3 separate regions of the Homo sapiens genome follow, and regions 1 and 2 are each linked to region 3. The links are chromatin contacts, found by Hi-C or POLR2A ChIA-PET in ENCODE. All regions are on one chromosome and are shown on one strand. Each heading gives the region's core, a stretch centred on a gene start or an enhancer-like site at or near the end of the contact. The rest is flanking DNA. Distances are from core to core; before and after follow the strand shown.

Evidence for each region. A loop is a pair of places that touch in the nucleus more often than their neighbours do. ChIA-PET counts read pairs that join two places held with the same protein, here RNA polymerase II (POLR2A). Pooled maps may share reads with other maps.
Region 1: a loop to region 3 is called in a map of naive thymus-derived CD4-positive, alpha-beta T cell, with 10 times the contacts of the local background. The contact joins the promoter of GATAD2A here to the promoter of KLHL26 in region 3. A Hi-C loop is called at or near these places in 1 of 168 maps with a recorded cell type or tissue (naive thymus-derived CD4-positive, alpha-beta T cell), 1 of 37 single-sample maps with no recorded cell type and 7 of 50 pooled maps. POLR2A ChIA-PET finds 5 or more read pairs at or near these places in 1 of 52 experiments (GM10248).
Region 2: a loop to region 3 is called in a map of CD8-positive, alpha-beta T cell, with 7 times the contacts of the local background. The contact joins the promoter of SUGP1 here to the promoter of KLHL26 in region 3. A Hi-C loop is called at or near these places in 2 of 168 maps with a recorded cell type or tissue (CD8-positive, alpha-beta T cell and gastrocnemius medialis), 1 of 37 single-sample maps with no recorded cell type and 9 of 50 pooled maps.

The regions. Positions count from the first base shown.
Region 1 is chr19:19,404,039-19,407,407 of GRCh38, reverse strand. GATAD2A (GATA zinc finger domain containing 2A) reads right to left here and starts at 1,733. Exons shown (of 12, transcript NM_001384528.1): 1 at 1,389-1,733. RefSeq lists silencers at 862-941, 1,502-2,051 and enhancers at 762-1,668, 2,172-2,231, 1,669-2,577.
Region 2 is chr19:19,318,260-19,321,758 of GRCh38, reverse strand. It overlaps SUGP1 (SURP and G-patch domain containing 1), which reads left to right and starts at 1,250. Exons shown (of 14, transcript NM_172231.4): 1 at 1,250-1,296. The coding sequence starts at 1,263. It overlaps MAU2 (MAU2 sister chromatid cohesion factor), which reads right to left and starts at 930. Exons shown (of 19, transcript NM_015329.4): 1 at 624-930. The coding sequence starts at 899. RefSeq lists a silencer at 550-771 and enhancers at 143-1,114, 823-1,312, 1,333-1,382.
Region 3 is chr19:18,635,515-18,638,957 of GRCh38, reverse strand. It overlaps KLHL26 (kelch like family member 26), which reads right to left and starts at 1,930. Exons shown (of 3, transcript NM_018316.3): 1 at 1,821-1,930. The coding sequence starts at 1,903. RefSeq lists enhancers at 977-1,491, 1,492-2,006, 1,965-2,259 and silencers at 1,746-2,255, 2,306-2,465, 2,476-2,555, 2,596-2,785.

The DNA of each region.
Region 1 (3,369 bases), core at 484-2,983, 770 kb before region 3:
ATAGGCACTGAATATGTCTGTGCAGGGGAGCTTAGCACACAGTAGGCACTCAAACCCGAGGGCTAGTATGAGCTATCAGCCCTCCACAGCTTGTGGTCAGGTCTGACAAACTACTGCTTAGCATATGTTAACAAACTGGTGCCAACAAACATTATTTCATGTAATCTAGTTTAAAAGAAAACTTGTAACGACTACCAGAAGAGTTAAGTCAGTCAACAGGACTACAGTCCAAGACTGAGACACCCGCACAGAGGGCTCTCAGTTTCTGTGCTGCCACAGCCAGGAGGTGTCACTGTGTGAATGGGCACACAGAACCAGAGATGTAACCAGCACTATGTACTCCAAGAAAACTGAAAGAAGTAAACTGGTAGGAAGAAAGAAAATTAAAGGCTCAAGTGACTCACTCGGACTTTGATCTAAAGAATCCACAGCTCTTAAGATAAGGATGAACTATACACCTAAAGACGTTAAGTCAGACCTACAAAATTTTGCCCTGTGCAAAATTCTCAGGGCAGAAACACGCACCTAAGGGTTGTCATTCACTTCCTAAGGGAGGGGTCACCATTCATTTCTGGGTCCCAGTGTGCGCACAATCCAAGTGTCCGTCAGGCTCTCAGCCTGGGCCCTGCCCATAAGCCTTTCCTTGTTGAAGTGATCAATTCCGATTCTTGGCAATAATCCCTTTAAAAGGCCAGCTGCTGCTGTCTAGTCACTGATGCCGACCCACTCTAGGTGGGAAAAAAGAAATCAATGGAGCCACCGCCTAGATGGGGAGGCAAATTTAAAGTGTCGGGCCTTGAGAAAGGCCGGAGATCAGAGAGGGGAAAGGGTCCCGCGGCTCCCGGGGGTTAGGCAGGAAGGGCGCGAGCTGGGGGAGGGCCGGCCCTCCAGGCGTGGGCGCGCGGGGACTCTTATTCTGACACGGGATCCGCCGCCGCCGCCGCCGCCGCCGCCGCGGGGTTCAGCGTTGCTGCCCAACCCGCCCCGGACCCCCGCCCCTGAGCGGGACCCCCGCCCCGCGCGCCCACGTGCCGTCTTCCCGCCGCCTCCACCCGTCCCGACCACTCGGAAGAGGCGCCTCGCGGCCCAGCCCTTCCCCCGACCCCGCAGGAAGCGCAGGACGGAAGCGGGGCGACGCCGCGACTTTCCGGGACCCCCGCCCGGCCCCCACGTGCCCGGGCCGCCTCGGGGCAAGGAACTTTCCAGGGCAGCGCAAGAAGACGCTCCCAGAATACAAGGAGTAGAACTCGCTCGCTCTCACTTTTCCACGCTCATGCAGGGGTCCTTCAGAGCCCCCCGAGGCCCCGACCCTGCGCGGCCCGCGCCGCTCCAGTCTCAGCCGTGCGTCCCCAGCCCCCGCCCCCCGCCAAGTTTGGTCCAGAACTTACCGGGCCGCGGGTCGGCCGGGCCCTAGGGCAGCGCGCAGGTTACGGGGGCTGCTGGTCCGGGGTCGCCCGCGGGGCCGGGCGGCGGAGGGGCCGGGGACGCCGGGCCGCGCGCGCTCGTTCCGCCTGTGGGGCCGCCCGGGCCCGCGGCGCTCGCTGCGCCGGTCCGCCCGCCCGCCCGCGCCGCCGGCCAGATAATGCGCCCCTCGGCCGCACACATGGAGCCCGGCGCCGGCGTCACCGCCCGGGACATGCGCACCAGGTCAGCGCGCCCGGCCCGCGGCCCCCAAAACACCGGGGAGCTCTTAAAGGCGACGCCGCCCGCCCGCGCCCGGCTGGGCGGGGCGTGGCGACCGAGGGGCGGGGCCTGACGAGAAGGGAGGAGCTCGTGGGCGGGGTTCCAGGCGTAGAAGGCGGGCCCCTGAGTTGAGGGGGCGGGGCCGGACGGTACCGCCCCGGAAGCACCGCCCCTCTCCGGCGCGCTCCCACGCGACACCTCGTTGGGCGCGCTGGTTTCCCACGCGGGCTCCGGCTGGCTCCCTCCCCGCCGAGTCCCAGCGCCCTCCGCAGGCCGAAGGGTCGTGGCCAACTCACCGGCGGCAAAGCCGGGCGGGCCGCACCCAAGGCTGACTCACGACGCGCTCACTGCTGACCTCGCGCCAGCTGAGCTGGGCGACCTCAAGCAACTCAGGGTTGCCTCTGAAACGCGGGTTAGAATGTCACCCCCGCGGGGTCGTCACGCGGAAGCTCTTCTCTGGGAACTTCGGCCCCGGTGTCTGTGGGGAGGGCGGGGTGTGGATCGGCTGAACGATCACTTCTCCAGTGCAGTGAACAGAATTCTACAAAGAAAGCTCCAGACCCACCCACCTCAAGACACTTGGGGACGACTGCTCTCCCTCTCCAGTTACCTCCCAATCTGCCCTCGTGCCTCAGGGAGAAGGTGAAAACCCCTCAAGAAAGCAAATCTGCACCCCTCCCTCTCCAGTAACAAGGAGGAAACACAGGAGACAGAATGAAAGCCTGAAAGAGAATGGACTTTGGAGATGTTAAACTACATAAAGCGAAATACAATTTCAATAGGGAAAATATCAAGTTCATGGAAAATCTACCACAAGAAGGCTCTCAATACCAAAATCAGGTTCTGAGGAATCCCCAAAACCGCCTCTTTTCATGTTGTTTTAAAACAAACGATTCCTGATGAGACACCTAGACTCCTGAAGAGTGGTGGTGACATGCTTTATCGCATACCCTAATAAATCTATATGTACAACTGAAACAAAAGTTTCACCAAACATAAATTTACCACATGCAACGTACTGTTTTCTTTTTTCTTTTTTTTGGAGACAGAGTCTTGCTCTGTCGCCAGGCTGGAGTGGTGCAGTGGCGCTATCTCGGCTCACTGCAACCTCCACTTCCCAGGTTCACGGATTCCCCTGCCTCAGCCTCCCCAGTAGCTGGGATTACAGGCGCGTTCCATCACACCCGGCAATTTTTTTTTTGTATTTTAGTAGAGACGGGGTTTCACCATCTTGGCCAGGATGGTCTCCATCTCCTGATGTCGTGATCTGTTCGCATCGGCCTCCCAAAATGCTGGGATTACAGGCATAAGCCACTGCACCCAGCCTGTACTGTTATTTCTATTCTACTTCATTTGAAAAGAAAATCAATGTAACGCCCAAGAATAATTGGGTCTCAACCGCAAACCTGAAAAACACTTCATGTAGAACAAATTTTACAAAATTGTTTTTCTAAAAAAAAAAAAAATTGTTTTTCTGCTGTATGTCCCCTTAAACAGAGTTCAAAAAAGCTCCTAATTCTGTGTTGAGTTCTACATACAATTGTCAACTTTTTGTAGTTTATTCCACCCCGCCACCTCACACCTCCCCAAACACACCGCCCTGCCCCCCAAAATCTTCCCACTACTTAATGCAACATCTGGCACAACCTCCCCTAGGCCAAAAGAGAATTCAACCTAAAAATGATA
Region 2 (3,499 bases), core at 1-2,500, 680 kb before region 3:
AAATGACCAACTCCAGACTCCGGGTCTCAGCTTCCCTCGTACGACACCAGGCATTATTGATGGGGGCACAAGACCCTCCAAAAACCACGATTACCAAACTTCTGTGTCCAAGGAGAATCATGCCCTTCCAGGTTCCTGAGAGACCAGACTTCAGATTCCCGGGAGAATGCCAGGGGTCTCGCCTTCGCCAACCCCTACCCCAAGTCACTTTAGGTGGAAGCGTTTGGGGCTGATGCTCCGGAAGCTGAACCAGGAGGAGCTAATAGCTTCAGGACCCTGTGATGTCCCCATCGCCACCAACAGGTGGGATCCTCCTGAAAACCAGACGATTTGCGGATCCTGTTGCTCCCAATAACAGGCAACTTTCAGAGTACGGTGACGGGGCTCCTGGAGCCCTGTCACCAGAAACGGGAAATAAGGCGTGGGGGGCGAGGCTTTCGTGTCCCTTGAGAGGCTGGTGGCTTTGGGGTCCGGCAGAGGCGGGTGGGGGTCCTGCGGCTTTGACGGAGGTCGCGCCCCCAGGTCGCCGAGGAGCGGCCCCCCACCCGCCGCGGTCGCGACCCGTCAGCCCAGATCTTGCAAGGAGCCCGCGACTCCTCCCTCGCGGCCCGGCCCGCGCTCACCGCCTTCTCCAGGTGGCTGCGCGCCTGCTCGCTGTTCTTGGTGTGGTGATAGAGAACGGAGCCCAGCTGCAGGTGTGTACGGGCCTCGATGCGCTGCGGCGGCTTGAAGGGGAACACGGCCTGCAGGCAGTGCACGCACAGGCGGATTTTGGGCGGGCTGGAAGTGCGGAAGTGCTCAGCGAAGCCCAGAAGCGCCAGGTACCACGAGTCGGCCGCCTCGGCCTGCGCAGCCTGGGCCGCCGCCGCCTGGGCCGCTGCCGCCGCCTGAGCCGCCATTTTGGCCTCCACAACAACAAGCCGCCGCCACAGGGAGGCGGAAGCAGGCGCGCGAGACGGGGCCGGGCTCTCCTCGCGGCTTCCGCGAGATCTGCCGCCCAAAGCATCCTGGAACATGTAGTTTGTATTTGGGATGACTGCCGCTCCGGGAAGGTGTAAAAGGGCGACGCCGTTTGGTTATCGTGACTGGGACTTAGGCATCGCTGATAGGCTGAGGCTTCCGTTTCTGGAGGTTAAAAAAAAAAAAACCCAGTCGTTCACGCAGTAATAGGGCGAGTCTGACCGAGGCGGACTACATCTCCCATCAGGCGATGCACACTATAACAGGGCCCCTTAAGGGGCGCCGGAGCATTGTGGGATTGGATGAGTCTCAAGATGGACAACCGGGATGTTGCAGGTAACAGCCCCCGCCTCCTCTCAGGCGGCCGCCTGGGTCCCTGGGGCTAGGTGTCTCCCCTGACTCCTCGGGTCCGTCCTGCTGCGACCCGTGGATCCCTCGCTTCAGCCCCGGGGCAGCCCACAGCGTCGGCTTCTGCACCTCTTGGTTTCTCGAGACCCCAGACCCAGGTTGCTGGCCGCCCCCGCTTGGTTTGCTGAGGACGCACGGATCTCCGTAGAGGCCGCCACCCGGCTCGGCCCTGCGTCCCGTTTCCGAAACAACCGCCTTCAGGGCTGCTCCAACCTCCGTTCCCCAATACGGCGACAACCTTGGGCTGTCCCTGCACCCCTCTTTTCGTCGCAGCTGGCCTCTGGCCTGTGTCCCGCTTTCTGGAAAAGCTGCTTTTCCGAAGTGCTTTGAGGCTCCCTTGACACACTTTCCCGCGTCTTTTGACCCTCACTTTGCTGCAAGCCTTGGCCTTTCTGCTTCCCCAGAATAGAATGCATTTACCCATCAGCAGATACTTAGGGCGTGCTCACTGTGTGCCAAGCAGTGTGCTGGGCGCTACGCATGCAGCGGTGACCGAAACAGGGCCCTGCCTTCCTGGAGGTTGCTTTCTACTGGGGTGTCAGTGCATTAATGAGAAAATATTTACAAAAACTTACGTATGATGTGAGGTTACGTATGATATGATCAGAGTGGAGGCTTCTGATATTGGGTAGTCAGGAAAGACCTTTTCTTTCTTTCTTTCTTTTTTTTTTTTTTTTTTTTTTTGAGACAGGGTCTCACTTTGTCGCCCAGGCTGTAGTGCAGTGGCTCACTGTGGCTCCCTGGGTTCAGGTGATCCTCCCACCTCAGCCTCCCTAGTAGCTGAGACCACAGATGCGCGCCACCACACAGCGAATTTGTGTGTTTTTTGTGTTGCCACGTTTCCCATGCAGGTCTGGAATTCCTAGGCTCAAGCGATCCTCCCATCTCAGCCTCTTAAAGTGCTGGGGTTACGTAAAGGTGTGAGCCACCACACCTGGCCCAGGGAAAGGCCTTTTCAAGCAGAGGACATTTGAGTTAAGACAATGAATGCCAGCTATGGGAATCCCTGGAGGGTGGAGCCTTCCACACAGAGGGGGGCCAGTAAATGCAGAGGCCCTGGTAGGATGGGCTTGTCCTTTTGAAGAATGTCAAGGATGAAGCAGAAGGGAGGGGAACCATCTGGCGGGGCCTTGAAAATGGCCTTTTAGAATTCTTTTTTTCTTTTTGTTGAAGCGGAGTTTCGCTCTGTCGCCCAGGCTGGAGTGCAGTGGCACGATGTCGGCTGACTGCAACCTCTACCTCCCGGGTTCAAGCCATTCTTCTGCCTCAGCCTCCTGAGTAGCTGGGATTACAGGCGCCGGCCACCGCACCTGGCCAGTGTTTTTGTGTATTTTTAGTAGAGACGGGGTATCACCATGTTGGCCAGGCTGGTCTCGATCTCCTGACCTCAAGTGATCTGCCTGCTTCAGCCTCCCAGGTGCTGGGATTACAGGTGTGAGTCACCATGCCCGGCTCAGACTTTTAAAATTTGGATTTTATTCTGAGTCCCATGGGGAACCTCTGAGGTGTCTTCCCTGTCTCCATACTATCACCCTAGTCTGAAGACATCATTGTCTGTTGCTTGGAGCCAGTGAGCCTCCCTGGTCTTGTTGCCTGTGGATTCTCTGGCCAGAATGATTACCTAGTAGCCAGGATGAAAATAAAACGACCCTGTGGATATTGGCTAGGTGTGGTGATCCATGCCTAAAATCTCAGCATTTTGGGAGGCTTAAATGGGAGGCTCCCTTGAGGACAGGAGTTCAAGATTAGCCTGGGGAACATAGCAAGAACCTGTCTCTACAAAAAATAAAAGAAAATAGCTAGGCCTGGTAGAGTGTGCCTGTAGTCCTAGCCACTCGGGTGGCTGAGGTGGGAGAATCTCTAGAGCCCAGGAGTTTGAGGATGCAGTGAGCTACGATCATGCAACTGCACTCCTGCCTGGGCAACTCAGCGAGACCCTGTCTCAAAAAAACAAAACAAAACAAAAAAAACGGCTGGGTGTGGTGGCTCACGCCTGTAATCCCAGCACTTTGGGAGGCTGAGGTGGGTGGATCACTTGAGGTCAGGAATTCGAGACCAGCCTGGCCAACATGGTGAAGCCCCATCTCTACTAAAAATATGAAAAAATTAGCCAGGCATGGCGGCAGATGCC
Region 3 (3,443 bases), core at 681-3,180:
AGGGGTGAGGCAAGAAGATTGCTTGAGCCCAAGAGTTTGAGACCAGCCTGGCAACAGAGCAAGACCTGGTCTTTACAAAAAATTTAAAAATTAGCCAAGTGTGGTGGTGCACACCTGTAGTCCCAGCTACTCAGGAGGCTGAGGTGGGAGGATCACTTGAGTCCAGGAGTTTGAGGCTGCGGTGAGCCTTGGTGGCGTCACTGCACTCCAGCCTAGATACCTGGGTGACAGAGCGAGACGGGGTTTCAAAAAAATAAAAATAAAAAAAGCCCTAGCCCCAGGTTATCCCACTCCAGTGCCCAAGGCAGGGACCTGGGGTTCACTGTCCCTCTTCCCTGTCCCTTACTTGCCAACTGATACCCAATTTTCAAGCCCTGGCCACTCCCTGAATATCTCTGAAAATCCTCTGACATCTCCTGGCTCCCTACTGCAGGACAATCTTGCCCCACACCTACCCCAGGAGGCTGGTCACCCCTCTGGACACACACCTCCTGGGTTCCCCATGGCCCCTCTGGCAGACCAGATTCAATGCCCACAGACCTAAGTCTCAAGGTGCCACTCAGCATCCTCAGGAACAGGCAGGGCCTTTGCCTCCTCTGTGCCCTGGCCCAGCCATCCCTCCTCCCTTCCCCACCCATCCCATGCGTGTTCCATTCAGTACCAAATCACACAGCCAGGCCATCAGGCCATTCCCTCCAACAATCAGCCCACAGGTCCAAAACTCCACAGCACGTAAGTATCAAACAACTTCATCATTTATCATGTTGCCTGAAATTACTGGCTCCTGGAAGCTCACCAGCAAGAAAAAGCCTGAATTTCCTCCTTGGCCTGACCTGGGTGCTGGGCTAGAGGAGGAGCTGGGGTGGGAGGGTCTGGCTTTGCCCAATAGGAAAAGAGCAGGAGATCACACTCCTAAGGCAGGTGTTCTTTCCCTCTGACAATCCAATACAATGCATGCACACACATATCATTAGTTATTGATGATAACTAATTGTCATGCAAACCTGGACGTTCAAGCAATCCATGTCAGGACTGGGCCATGGGGAAAGGGGGCCTCCCTCTGACCAAAGGGGTGAATTCTGTCCCCTTGTCTGAGGGCAAGACCTTTCTGTAAGTCCTTTAGCCTGTTGGGGATGTGGATTTGGACCCCATGGGGATGGAAGGGAGGAGCCCCAAAGAAGAACCCTCTGTATGTTCTTTATAAACCCCCTGGAGTTCTCTCACCCCCCTCAGGTTCCCTAGACCCACCCCAGGCCCCCTCAGCCTCCCCATCTCAGACTCCCAGATTCACCTAAGTCCCCCACCCAGAGCCTCCCACAGTCTCTACTCCTTCCAGCGCCCCTCAGCACGCTCTCAGGACCACCTTTAGCCACCTTGGGGCCCTTCAGCACCTCCCAGGATGCCTTGGGCCTTAGCCCCTTCCTCAGAGCCCCCAAGACACCTCACCACCCTCAGACTGGCCATGGCATGGCCCCTGCTCAGGCCCTCTCTGCTGCCCAGGCCCTTTGGCATCCCCAGTTGCCCCACGGCCCACCACAGTCAAGAGCCCCTCGGTTTCCCTTCAGACCCCCAGGATTCTCAGGTCCCTAGGGCCGCCTGCAGACGCCTCGAGGTCCTGGGGCACCCAGCCCCCCTCCAGCCACCCCCTCAGTAGCCCTCGGCTCCTCCAGTACCCCACGGCCCCGTAAAGTCCAAATTCTCAGCGAAAGACCCTCGAGCCGTGCCAGGCCTCCCCTCAACCCCTCAGGACGCCCAAGACTGCCCACAGGTTTCCTGGGCTCCAAGACAGGTGCAGGTCTATCCTGCGGGCCGGGTCTCACCTGTTCGGGCGCTCGGGGCCCGGGCCCGCGCCGAAAGCGCCGCCGCCACCAGCACCACCGCTGCTACCGCCGGACTCCGCCATCTTCCCCCCGCCGTCGCGCGTTCGAGTGACGGGAGCCGCGCGCGCAGGCCCGGGAAACCGAGACGCGGGGGGCGGGGCGGGGCCAGGTCTGCGGAGGGGCGGGGCCGGGACCAGAAACCAAGGATTGGGGCGGGCCCGGAATCGGAGGGGCGTGGTCTACGGAGGGCCGGGGCGGGTCTGGGATAAAGGGAGGGGCCTGCTATGCAGAGAGGTGGGTCCAGGGCGGGGCCTGGGCTAGGGGTGCCGGATTGGGGCGGGACCCTGGCGTGAGGGGCGGAACCAAGTCTGAAAGGGAAGCGGTTCTGGGCTGAGAGGGCGTATTGTCTGTGGATAGGTGGGGACGGGGCGAAGCAGGACAAGTAGGCGCAGGATGGGGTTGGTCCCTGGGCTGAGGAGTGGGGCGGGGTCTGAAGAAGGGGCAGGCCCAGGGCAAGAGGAGGAGGGACAAGGGTCCGGCCTGCGGAGGAGGCGGGGCGCAGGATAAAGGGCGGGGCCAGGTGTGAGAAGGGACAAGGTGGAGGTTAGGAATGCGGTGGGGGAGTGGTCGGGGAGGTAGAAAGGAGAAGATGGGTCTGAGGTTGGGCGGGTCTGGGCAGGAGAGAGGAGGAATCTGGGGATGGATGTGGTCAAGCGAAGAGAGGGCCTGGTCTGAGGAAGGGCGGGGCCTGGGCGAGGGGTGGAGTCTGGTTGGAAGGAGGGCGGGGAAGATCAGGGGTGTGTGCGTGGAGGGGGCGAGGGATTGGCGGGGCCGGGGGGGCGGAGCCTCATCTGATGGGGGTGGGGCCGGGCTAAGTGAGCGGCGGATCTGAGGAGGGGCGGGGCACGTGCAGGTGTTAAGGAGTGTCTGTGAGTGCCCTGGGGCGCTGGCAGGCGTGCCCCGGGCGTTGGCTGGGCGTGGTTATACTTTGAGGCGTTGGAGCCACAGGGAAGTGAGTTATAGGTAGGGTGGGAGGGAGGGTGAGATGGAGCATGGAGAAATGGGTCTCTAAGCTCTGAGAACCACACCCTCCCTCTCCCCACCCTGCACACCCCGACTCCAGTCTTACCTCCTTCCCAGGCCTCTCTCAGGGGCGAAACTCACCCATGCCCAGGCCTCAGACTTCCAGCCCCTCATGGTTCCCCACCCTCCCCTGACATACCCTCTTCAGAGCCTCCACCCTGAGACCCCAATCATCTGGCCTTAGGTTCCCACCACCTGCTTCATACACCAATTCTGGTTTCTCATACTCTAAAACCCTGCACATCCAATTATCTCCCATTCTCTACTCAAAACTCATCTCCCACTCCCCCAAATCCCTGCCCACAGATCCTTCAAACCTTACACTCCCAAAGTCCATTCCACCGGACCCAACACCCTCAGATCCCCAAGCACCAGCCCTCCCAACACACTGACCCTCAGCCAGGGCTCAAAGTCCTGCATCTATAGGCGTCTATGAAGCATCTAGACCTTTTGGGGGCACCCCTCACCCCCCATCTCTGGTAAGCTCCAGGCTCCCAGGATCCCCTCTGTAGCTTGGAGCTCATTTATTCTTTTAACCTC